Linked DNA regions of Homo sapiens: region 1 is linked to region 2. The links are chromatin contacts, found by Hi-C or POLR2A ChIA-PET in ENCODE. All regions are on one chromosome and are shown on one strand. Each heading gives the region's core, a stretch centred on a gene start or an enhancer-like site at or near the end of the contact. The rest is flanking DNA. Distances are from core to core; before and after follow the strand shown. Region 1 overlaps DPYD (dihydropyrimidine dehydrogenase). Region 2 holds the start of LINC01930 (long intergenic non-protein coding RNA 1930).

Evidence for each region. Hi-C counts contacts between places; a loop is a spot of excess contacts on that map. ChIA-PET counts read pairs that join two places held with the same protein, here RNA polymerase II (POLR2A). Pooled maps may share reads with other maps.
Region 1: a loop to region 2 is called in a map of CD8-positive, alpha-beta T cell, with 2.0 times the contacts of the local background. The contact joins the enhancer-like site here to the promoter of LINC01930 in region 2. A Hi-C loop is called at or near these places in 2 of 168 maps with a recorded cell type or tissue (CD8-positive, alpha-beta T cell and endothelial cell of umbilical vein) and 2 of 50 pooled maps. POLR2A ChIA-PET finds 5 or more read pairs at or near these places in 4 of 52 experiments (PC-9, activated CD4-positive, alpha-beta T cell, activated CD4-positive, alpha-beta memory T cell and 1 more).

The regions. Positions count from the first base shown.
Region 1 is chr1:97,899,673-97,906,344 of GRCh38, reverse strand. All of the region lies in intron 1 of DPYD (dihydropyrimidine dehydrogenase), which reads left to right. Among named protein-coding and RNA genes, the nearest start is that of DPYD, 18 kb to the left of the region's middle. Within about 2 kb of position 5,189, at least 3 of the 41 ENCODE cell types and tissues checked have a DNase peak (open chromatin) inside an H3K27ac peak, as active enhancers do; they include endothelial cell of umbilical vein, where a contact is called at or near this core.
Region 2 is chr1:97,937,077-97,943,172 of GRCh38, reverse strand. LINC01930 (long intergenic non-protein coding RNA 1930) reads left to right here and starts at 1,433. Exons shown (of 2, transcript NR_146275.1): 1 at 1,433-1,600.

The sequences.
Region 1 (6,672 bases), core at 3,940-6,439, 41 kb after region 2:
TGGTGTAAGAGTTAAAATAAGCATGTTATAAATTCACATTCATGCAACTTAATAATTTAGTTTTACACCATTATTTAGATTATATTTAATAAATGATAAAGAAATTCATATAAGTTTTGTTACAGTTTCCCTTCACCTTCACCTCAATATCCAGTAATTTAGGGGCCAGAAAATGAATTAGGTGATCATTTTCCAAGGACAGGTGAAGGAAGGCTGTCCTGGCTGAAATGGGTCAGGTGTGAGGCAGGTGTAAGTATAGGAGCTGGCAGAGTTAGAATTAATAGGGATCATCATGGATCTATGCACTCAGAGCATTTTTTTTTCTTGTTCCCTACTTAAGAACATGTTTCCAGTCTTAAAAAGATGTATCCGTTTCAGAAATGGTGAAACCAAGGACATAGAAAGGTTAAATGGTTTGATTAAAGTCAGTAGTGAACTGGAAACTAAAATCTATGAATATGAGCTCAGTTTTACATTGCTGTTTATTCAGACATTAAAATACATGACATGAAAATTAGGAATCATAGAGGTATAGAAGTGGGAAGTCCTTCAAAAGTTACCTCATTTTTCCTGACCGTATGTATTCACTGAGTTTCTCAATAAGATGTTTAATATTCGGTTCTTCAAGGAGTCCTTCACATGTGTAAATGAAGCAAGGTATGAATGGCGTCTAATCCACAGGCCAGATGGTTGCAGTGGAGGGAGCTGATGAGATATCATCAATCACTTCTCTACATCATGTCAAATGACCAGTTTTGTCCTTTGCCGGCCACTTTGGCAGCTGACAGGACAGAATCTTTATTTGTTGGGAAATTTGGAAAAAGAAATAGGCAAACTGGATTACCGGACTGGAATTGGTTTTGGGATTCTATATCGTGTTTTCTTTTCTTTAAAGTCTGTATACATTTAGATGTGTTATAAAACTGATTCACTGGAGCCCTTGACTGAAGGACATTTTTCTTTTTATTTCTACTTTATAATGATAATGATGTCATTGTCAAGAAAACCAGTTCATATTGAGGACTGAAAAAATATAATGACAAGGATATGATCTAAGGTTAATTTTATATTAGTCTAACCCTTGCTCCCTTTGCATCTTTAGTCCTGTATAATTTTGAATTAATTATGCTACAGGAGCAAATAGTTAGAGGTGCATATTGGGTAATTATAATTTGCACTACAGTGTTCAAAACAAAGCAATTCTAGTCTAGTTCTCAGTTAATCTGAAAGTGAAATAAATCCAGAATCTATGAAATTCTTTATTTTATCAATTCTAAAATAGTATACTTCCATAAAAACATATATTGGGCTTAAAATAAATATAATTTTAGGTTTGGTAACTTTAATTGTGTAAGTCAACTTTCCTGGAGAAATTAGATTACATTGACTATGCAGGTGCCCTTGCTATTACTCAAGATCAGTAGTGCCTTTTAATACCCATGGCAACTGATTTGGATTGATATGGAATTTTGAGTACAAACTGTAAGGGAGTAATAACTTTCAGTAGGTTCTTAGTTGGAACATACCCCTATTATGAAAGATGGATTAACAAGAGAAAAGTAAACAAGCTGATTAACATATATATTTCACAAGTACATGGGAGATACCCAGAGAATGAGTAGTTTTCCCAGAAGTGGTTTTGAAATAGCTCCTTCAACAAAGAACAGTACATTTTTAGAGAACTGAAAAGACAAAGGATGGCAACTTGAGGAGAAGGCAAATGCATGGCAGACAAAAGTTAGTAAAACTTGTTAATATAAATTCCTCTGGTACTGTTGCTAGGCTGATAAGGGTCTAAAGCTGTCTTTGGTGGTTAACCTTTTTTCTTTTTGGTAGAGAGGTGGGCAGGATACCATTTTCTTTGTAAATCTATCTACTGCTTTTAGGCAAATAAAGGGAGGCCAGAGAACTCTCCTGTGTTTCTTCTTAACTGCCTTCAGTGCAATAACCCTTCATATTTTGGGAAGGTATATTCTGGTCTCCCACACTTCCATTATGATTAAGATATTGTCACTGAAATGTTATGATTACCTTGCCACCCAGTGGATCCTGTATAATCATTTCTGAATTATTCCATTGTTTTAATAATGACATCTTTAAATGTGTTTGATTTCCATCATGATAGTACATGCATATCATAAACATTTAAAAATAAACAAACAACTTTGTGGAATAGTGGTTCTATTCCTCCCAGTGATATGATGGTAAACTAGTAAATGGGAGTTAGGGGAGGGATGGTGCAGAGAAGGGACATCCTGATGTGTAGCCCTTCCTGATTACCCTGGGGTAAATACAGCCTCTGTTGCTGATTTTAAGCCCTCCCTAAGAATAGGGAGTTGGAAATAGATGTTAGCTATCCTCTCTCCAGTGCCCACTGGGTCTAGCTTTCACCTCACCCCTCTCCATCTTCTCCTATTTCCCTTTCTAGAAGCAACACTTTAGCTGTTTCTCTTAATTCATTTGCTAGTAAAATTCAAATTTTTATTCAGCCGTCAGATTTTTGGACAGTTAAAATGTTGTTGTTGGCCATTTGCCTAGCAGTCTTGGAAAGGCAGCTTTTTAAAAGGCTGCCTAAAGTTTGAATTAACATTTTAAAACTCTAGATATTTGGATTTCTTAGTTCCTCTAGTATAGTTTGAAGTAATTTAAAATTACCAAACAATGGGCCTGAATGTGAAAAAAGATGAATTGTAAGACAGTATCAAGAAAGATTTTCTAAGGAATAGTTTTAAAAAGATACTGTTGATATTAAACATACTTATATGTTAATATATAATTAACTTAATAACCAAGGACATTTACTTAGCGTTGTCCATGTTAGATATTGATTTGCTAGACCAACATGTTTTGACCATTTCAAGATTCTGGTTATGACAAAAACTCAAATTTGGAATTGATAGACAGAACTGATCCATAAATTGTGAGAAACACCATTTACATACGTTTCTAAAAATTTTCACATGCTTCATCCAGCTCTATAACCTGCATTTTAGGGGGTTATCATTCATTCGGATTAAAACTTTTAAAAATAAATATGTATTATATTCAGTAAAACAAATTTTAAAGCAAAAGAAATCGGAGCTATTTCATTCTTTGTGATATTGTTAAATATAGATTGTTTCTAGTTTTCAAGTTTTAATTTTGCTTCGTAGTAAATAAGAGATGTATTATCAAGCCTTTTCTTACTTAAATCTTAACAAGTGTGTAAATAGTATGAATGTTGCTCACAACCCACACTGTTTGTAATTAAGTGGCAAACTTATTAATTTCCATCACAGAAGTCTCCCATTAAGTCAAATTCTCTTCTGTGCCAGCCCAGTAACCTTAATTACGATGCAATATTTATCATCCTTTGGAATAATGTTTATATCTTTGAGTAAGTCTAAGTGTTAGGAAGGTTTAAAGAAAGCGTGGAACTATGTAGTGTTGGGAGGTACCTCTTTCTAAACACCTGGAAGTTATTGCAGTTATTTAGATTGAAATGAAAAATAATAGCTGTTTGTTTTCTAGTGGTATGCTCCATTTAAGAAAAGTCTTAAAAGGTAGATTGTTTTGTTTAGTATGCTCCTTTAGGAAAATATTCTGTGTCTAAAATAATAAAGAAATCTCATTAGAATCTGAATGTTACTAATTTGATGAAATTACCTCTTATTATATAGCAACATACCCCTGCTTTTAATTTATTTTCAGTCTTAATCTTTAAAATGACAGAGAAAGTGTAGGAAGCATTGTATTAAAGTGATGGTGATAATTTACATATCTTTGAGATGAATAACATTTCAATGGAAACAGCAAACTTAATGATTAAAGAATTACTTGACATGTGGGCATCCTGTAATCTTTCCTATGGAAATTAAAGAAAACCAGTTTTACCCAGTAAATCCAAAACACTGAACTTCTGACCTCTTATGCCTCTCTGGTCTATATTATTTATGCATCTTCTAATTCTTGCTCTTATGCTACTTTCAAGTATGGTTTCTTATCAGAAGTAGGCTCGTAGGCAATGTAAAGTCATGGATAATTCAAAGTATTCAGGAGCCTCATTGTAGTGATATTTTTGTATGAGTGTGGTGATGTCATAGAGTTAGGAGACTTGGTTCTAATCTTGACTCAGTCTTTAATATGGATTGTTCTTTTACTTCACTAGGCGCATCTGTAAATAGAGGTCCCTTGTGGCTCTTACACTCTAAGGAGATACAATTCAATTTATTGCAAGTCTCTATATTTATGCCTTATATAAGTTCCTGGAGATACTGAGAAGGGTAATAGCCAGTCATCATACTCAGTAAGCTGAAAGGCTAGTGGGGCAGACAGGCATATAAGCAGAGAATTTTAGACTATGTGGATTTCAATTGGAATACAAGAATTTGAGGGTTTAATAATATATGTAAACTATTTTATAAATTGATAAATATTAAACCCAGAATTTCTATTTTAATGGAAGTAGCATTACCTGACATTTCTGAATGGTAAATGTATTTTTGATACCAGAGCATCTGTGATTTTTTTACAATTAAAGAAAAATCTTAGCTTTTTAGACAAGATGTGTGAACTTAATTCAAATCCAACAATTAATTGAAAGGCACTGGAGACATGCTGTATTTCACTGTCAGTTTTTTGTTATTGTTGCTGCTTATATGTCATTTGTAAGATGACACCATTATTCAAGTGATGAGCCAAACAGTACTAAATATTTTTTTCTAAGCCAGTTTTCTATCCCAACTTTTATTTTCTGTGCATACTATTCCCCTTATAATCACAAATTGTTAATATGGGAGGTGTATTTACTTTTCTGTCTCTTTACAACCTATACTCATTGTTATCAAGTCCTGCTAGAGCTTCCTTAACAATATTTCTGAGGTTTGTCTCTTTCTTTTCATTTGAAGTAACACTATATAAGCAATGTGTACCAGGAAGTTTGGTATATATTGTGGCTTAATCAGCATATAATAGACTTTTCTTTAATCTGACTTATTTCAGGTCTTGTTTCTGTAGCTGCACCAGCGCAAAATTGATTTCAGTATTTACAGTGAATATGCAGCAATCGTTGAGTTACTACATTAAAATGAAACTAATATTAGCTGCCCATAGAAGAAGTACAGAGTAGTGAATAACAGTCCATAATCTGAAGCCAAAATATGTGGGTTAAGAATCTCTGTTACTTCCTGGGGAAGTTACTCAATCTCCTTGTGATTTAGTTTTCTCATCTGTACTTGAAAAACACTTGAAGGGGTGCCTGGCATACTGTAAGCTCTCATTCAACATCAGGTATTACCAAATAGTCATCTGATATAAGAACATTAAAAAATGTTCTTATATCATTTTTTAATATAATTTTTTTCGAATAAAAGACATTATAAAATTTTGATAAAAAGTTGCTAAACTGTCTTATTGTTGAAGTATATATTAGACTGAGAACACATCCAGAAATCAAGTTAGAATATTAATAGAGATAGGGTGTTTTGCATGGTGTATCTTGGGAGCACAGAAATGTGTTATCTACTGCGGCTTGATAGGAGGGAGGGATTTAACAGACTGGTTGGAAGTGTGGATTTTGGGGAGGGAGTTGTGTGCATGGGAGATTTTCAAAAAACAGTTTGCAAAGGAGCATTGGATATATTTTATTCACATCATTATGCTATATTGTAAAAAAATTATGTCAGTTAAAATGGAGAAACCTATTAGCAGTCAATGAATGGAGATGAAAATGAATTACTTTTTTTGTGCTGGCACAATAAAATTTCCATTGATCATTCTTTGAAATGAGTAAGTTTTGGTTTAGGATTTTTGACATTTGATGGATTTCAAGAAAAATACTTAAGCTGATGTGATTTCCCACTTATCTTTTAAGTACATAAGCCAAATGCTTTTATTTTGAAGTTTCCATGCACCCTGGTTTTGAATATTTTGCCTTGTTGATTGGACTATCAGTCCTTCCCATACCTAGTTGACCACCAGAATCACCTTGGGCACTGTAAAAACCAGGTGTTGGGGTATAACATGGGAAAAATTGCTAAAAGCGGCTTAAAGAAGACAGAACTTTATTTATTCCTCATGTAAAAGAAGTCCAGAGATAGATACTAGAGTGCGTATAGCACCTTTTTGTTGTCAACAGGTTTCTGTCTTTCCATTCTGATATCCTCAAGTTCACCTCTCTGTTGAAGTTAGCAGCTAGAGCTCCAAAAGCAGAGAAGAACAGGAAAAACAAGGTATACCTCTCCCTTTAATGAGACTCCTTAAAAGATACACACTTCTAAATGCATATTATTTCCTGGTACTTAGCTGAATGGCTTGTCAAAGCCTGGGAATTATAGTCTGTAGCTGAGAACTATGGCTCCCAAAATGTAATAGGGGTTTGCTACTAAGAAGGAAGGATGGAGTGCATACTGAGGCAGGAGAGCTGCAAAGTCTGCCACAGACATTTGTTAAACTGATTGATTCCCAAGGCCTATCCATGTATAATTGATAGATGTGTAGGGAAATCTGAGATATTCTGATGCAGCTGATTTATTCAGGAGTATCTGTGATAAGTTAACTTTTTCTACTTTAAAGCCCATGGTCCCATGACCACGTATCAATCTCTAATACATTTACCTAAGATTCCTATATAAAAGTGAGTAAAGAAATTACGTATTGCCATTTTGAAAATTTTTCTGTATTGTTTGTCCAGGT
Region 2 (6,096 bases), core at 184-2,683:
TAATTCCTGGTTTATAATGCTGAATAATACTTTAGAATACTATCCCACATACTTGGAATAAGGATGCAAAGCACTTGCTACTTTCTCCTAACCAAATATTTGATTTTATGTTAGCCTCAATTTCATAATTTTATGAGACCTCAGAAAGCAATTCATTAGCATCACAAAGAAAAATAATTAGTCAAAGCATCCCAAATAATGAGCTTGCCAGGTTAATGTTTAAAGATACCACAATTACTTGTTATTTTTTAACCACAATGCAAATGTTAGTCCTAACAGCTTATAATGAATAACTTCAGAGTAAAGTGGGAACTTTAACACCTCCTTCAAATTCCACCCTGTCCGTACCTTTATAGGAAAAAAAAGTGTGCTGGTTAGCATCTTTTGACTGCAAAGGCCACTCAGTAAGGTAATCTAAATAATGTTAGATAGTCAGGATGAAGATGCAAAATATAAATAAAAACAACAGTCTCAAAGACTGTGACATTTATAGGTCTCAGAGATTATTTAAGTCTCAAAATATTTCTAGGAAGCAGATCTTATCAGTCCCAGAAAGTTGTCAGTTAACCACTATTTCCTTTCCATACTTGTTTTTTCACTTGCAAATTTTGAACTCTACCTTCTATCTTTTCTGTCTTTCAGTTTCTGTTGACTCCTACATTTGTCTATTAATTTCATCTGGGATGTTCGGTGACATTAGGAATAGAACATTTCTTAATTGTGCAAGACTCTTTCACACACTGCACAATATTGATTCATCCTCAGACACTAAATGCTTGTGGCACACATGGTCATTGTGACACCTGAAAGTACCCCAGCACCTTGTCATCTCCCCTAGAAGGTGCAATAATCATTTGCACTCAGGGAAGAATAACATAGAACAACATGAGTTTTCTGTTTCCTCTCTGGCTAACAACTAGCTAGCTATCATTGTTTGTAACAGATGAGAGTTCACAAATATTGGTTGTTTTAGATGATTACATTTATTTGATTGACTAAAAATTAAGAGAACATAATCTTAACACATAATCCAGTAATAGTGCTTCTAGGTGCTTACCAAACTGATTTGAAAACTTATGAACATACAGAAACCTGCATGTGAAGCACATGATCATTAGTCATTAGAGAAATGCAAATCAAAATCTTAATGAGATATCAAATCACACCCATTACATGGCTATAATAAAAAAGATGGACAATAACAAGTGTTAGTGAGGAGGTGGCAAAATTGCAACTCTCAAACATTGCTGGAGGGAATCTAAAATAGTACTGCTGCTTTCAAAAATAGTTGGGGAACTCCTCAAAGAGTTAAGCAAAGAGTTACCATATGACCCAGCAATTACAGTGATAGATATATATCCATGAGAAATGAAAATATATGTTTATGCAAAAATGTGTACATAAATGATTATAGCAGCATTATTCTTAATAGCCAAAAGTGGAAACAATTCAAATGTCCAACAACTGACGAAAAGATGAAGTGTGGTATATCCATATAATGGAATAATATGCAGACATAAAGTGGAATGATTGACACATGTTTACAACATGGATGAACCTTGACAACGCTGTGTTAAGTTAAAGAAGCCAGACACAAAAGGTAATGTATCATTTGATTCCATTTGTAGGAAATGTCCAGATAGGCAAAGCTATAGAGACAGAAAGTAGATTAGTGGGTCGGAGGCAAGGGAGAATGGGAAATAATTGTTGGGTACATGGTTTTGGGTGCTGAAAATATTCTTGAATTAGATGGTGGTGATGGCTGCACAATACTGTGAATGTACTAAGAAACACTGAAATATATATTTAAAAATACATTTTAAAAAGATGAATCTTATGGTATGCAAATTATATCTAAATTAAAAAAATTAAATGATAAAGCTGCAAAGCAAATCTGCACGAGTTTTTAGAAGTCTTATATATAATAGGCAAAAACTGAAAGCAACCAAGATGTCTTTTGGTAGGTGAAAGGTTAAACAAACTGTTGTCTATCCAAACAATAGAATACTCTTTAGTGATAAGAAGGAAGGAGCTATCAAGTTATGCAAAAATATGCATGAAACTTACATGCATGTTAGTAAGTGAAAGCAGTTAGTCTGAAAGGCTACATAACTTACAGTTCAATGTATATGACATTTGGAAAGGGCAAAACTATAGATTCAGTGAACAGACCGGTGGTTGCCAAGGGTTCCAGGAGAGGGCAGGTTTAAATAGAAAAAATACAGCGGATATTTTGGGCAAGAAACTTTTCTGTATGCTATTATAATGGTGCATACATATTAAATGGTATGGCATACATATTAAATGGTGCATACATATTAAATGGTGCATATATATTAAATGCAATTTAATTTGACAATTAAATTGTCAAAACCCATAGAACTTTATAGCACCAACAGTAAAGCTTAACACATGTAAATTAAAACAAAATCATATAGGAGATTAAGAAATCCCATGATGGAAGGCAACGTGTGACAGAAGAATCTAACTCTACTACAAGTGGATGAAATAACCTCACTGAAGAAAGTAGGGAGAAAGGTACTGATGGAAGCAACTCCAGAAGTTTGTGGAGTCCACAAAGCTAGTGACAAAAGACATGGTACCTAAGCAATGTAGTATAGTTGACAAAGTTGTTTCCCGCAGGGTTATGGCTTAACAATTCTGACACTACCATACATATACACTGGAACTGAAGAATTAAGTAAATGGATGGTGGAAGCCAGGTTTCTCACTGTTGGAGTGGGAAGTTACAAAAACACTAGGGGTGGTTAGAATGATCAATGTAGCAATGGGTTAAAGTTAGAGACATTAGTATGAACTCATGTTTAATTTAGCACATTATTTAATTTCCTCTATATATTACAGCAGATTACGGAAATATTTACAGATAAATGTGCATACAAGGGTTAGTATACATAAATTTGTTTTTGCTCTGTCAGCTGAGAAGACCTAGAAAAATGACACTCCAATAGCAATAAGCACACCTAGTGCCCAGATCTTTGTTTCTAATGTACATTTCTCCAATTGAAGGAAGCAAGTTACCTGGGAAAATGGTTGATTCCAAAACTGAGGCTAGGAATATACAAGATAAGCTTGGGGCATATTGTAGTGCCAAAAAGTAAGGAAGTGTTAAAACACACATACACACACAGAGACACAAACACAGACACATAATGATGAGTGAAGGAGGCATATCAAAGGGACACTGGAGCCAAATGAAAAAGCTCTCAATGTCAAATGCTGGAAAAATTTGAGCAACAATAAAAAAAAAAGTAGTGTGGATTATAACTCAAAGTATAAAAAAAATCCATCAGTCCATATTAATATAAATAAATAATTGAATAAGTAAATAAATAGGGGAGAATAAACAGAGCTTTCATGCAGAATTCCAAATAATCTATGTAGGTACTTGGCTATAAGGAGGGGGAGCATAACTTCCCATCCTCTGTCCCTACTACCTATCCAAACCCTACCTTTTTTTCAAAGCACAAATCAAACTCTACTTATTTTATATTATTCTCCAATCTGGTCACTCCTCCCTACCACCACTGATCTTTCTTATTATTATTTTTTCTTTTTTTGAGACAGAGTCTGACTCTGTCACCCAAGCTGGACTACAATGGCATGATCTTGGCTCACTGCAACCTCCACCTCCTGGGTTCAGGTGATTCTCCTGCCTCAGCCTCCCGAGTAGCTGGGATTACAGGCACGCACCACCACACCCAGCTAAATTTTTTCTATTTTTAGTGGAGACAGGGTTTTGCCATGTTGTCTAGGCTGGTCTTGAACTCCTGAGCTCAGGGAATCCACCCGTCTTGGCCTCCCTAACTGCTAGGATTACAGGCATGAGCCACTGCGCCCCGCTGATCTTTCTTATTTCTAATGATTATATGTGGTCTTCTCATAAGGGACTTCATTCTAAAAAATACACTATGAAAAGAAATAGAAGAAGAGAGTAATTTTACAGTGGAGAAACCTGACAAACAATATCTCAGCCAGGTGAACAAATTTAATATCAACAGTGATAAGTCATATTGCTAGCACACACTTGTATTATGATGGGATAAAAATGGAAGTTTCCTTCTGAAGTCTTCATCCTAAAAATCTTTAGCCAATCTAATCATTAAGAAATACCAGACAAATCTAATTAAGGGATTCTACAAAATATCTGACTAGTACTACTCAAAGGTCATCAAAAACAAGGACAATCTGAGAAACTGCCACAGTGAAAAGGAACCTAAAGAGACATGTCCAGTAAATGTAGTATGGTACACTGGTGGGATCCTGCACGAGTGAAAACTATTAGGTAAAAGCCAAGGAAACCTGAGTAAGGTAGGAACTTAGTTAATGATAATGGACTAACATTGGATCATGAATGTAATATTCGTACCATACTAATGTAAGAAGGTACAATAATGGAAACTGAGTGTGAGATGAATAGGACCTCTCTGTACTATCTTCGAAACTTTTCTCTATATCTAAAACTATTCTAAAATTAAAAGTCTGTTAAAAGTAGAGGGATCGTCTAGGGATTATACACTGTCACTATTAAACTTTACTCTTCCACTGCATTTTCCACTCATTCACTGGTCATTCCACTCTAACATTTTATGATGGCTGTGGCTCCCGTGGAAGATGAACTTCCTCTTTTCCTGGCTTAGTTGTGAGAGACACTCGCCAAGATCCTTGAAACAGCGAAATTGAGTGCTAAGTCTTTACAGGGACCCACAGAGGCTTCTCCTTCTATGAACCTACATATTCAGGGGGCCTCTACTCTGTGGAACTTGTACTTCCTTTTTCTTTTCCTCTCCTTCCCATTTCCCAATCAGGAAACTCTCTCATTAACCCTACCCACTCCAACTGCCTCCCAAAACATAAACCCTCCACTATCCTGGTCCTGTTCTCTCTCATAAAGTGGATTAATGTCTCAAGAAGAAGTGCTTATTGGGTTGCAAAACTATCCACAAAAATGAAAAAATAATCTATTCATCTGTCTTTGCTTGATGGGCAGCATGATTAAAAAATGACTCATTAGAAACACAGTGGCAAGTCTTCCTTCTTGGAAACTGGATGTAGAAAGGGAGGGAATTACATTTACAACTAGTGAGTCACCTTCCTCCAATGACAGACAAAATGGCTCTTCTAAAGCCACAGCTAACCAACAAATGAGCATACAAATAATAATCCCCTATCCCATCACCACCACCTCTAAAATACATTTTAAAAATGTATTTCTGGGAACACCTAAGCCTCCAGGTAAAATACTAAGTTAAGAATATGATTGGGATGCATATTATTAAAGAAGAATTTTGGCTCTGGGATTGCAAATAAACACTGGATAGTCAGGTTTTATTAGATAATATAGTTGCATGGTGCAGAAGATGACCACCTTACCCACAGGAAACCTGAGTAGTTAGTCAGCAGGTTTGGCAATTTCTCCAAGAAAGGACTTATTAGTTTGGTAGGCAGCATTATCTCTTTCAATGTGAACAACAACAACAAATACACACACACACACACACACACACACACACACACACACACACACACATTTACATACACAAACATATATATGTATCTCTTTCATAGAATGATATTTTGATGAAAGGTATGCATTTTTCAACTTTTTTTCCTCATTTTTGCCTCTACTCAGTCAGCGGGATTATAGCTTCAGCTGAGAGTTATTAAAACAGAAGACAAGTTTTAGAAAAGTCAAATTTTAGCCTCTTGATTTCAAAACCTGAAGTTACGGTACATTGTAAGATTTGGGAGAATATGCAATCAGCCAATTTCTACACTTCCTATCCTCCCTATCAAGGGAAAAAAACTAGTCACTACTGGGACTCTGAGAAAAGAATCTGAGCCCTGATGTTTTACATCCCCTTGCCAGCACCCCATCTTTGACACATTCAGAGCAGAATATGAGGCCCACACTGGCACAGCAGCAACTGAGAGAGAACACAACGCTTTGAGAGTCTTTTCTTTAGGAAACAGAAGCTTCTTGTACTCATGCAGATGGACCAGCGAATAGAATGGGTGATGCTCATCTCATCAGTCACCACACTGGAACATGCAAATGACTAGGGCCCAGGTGCC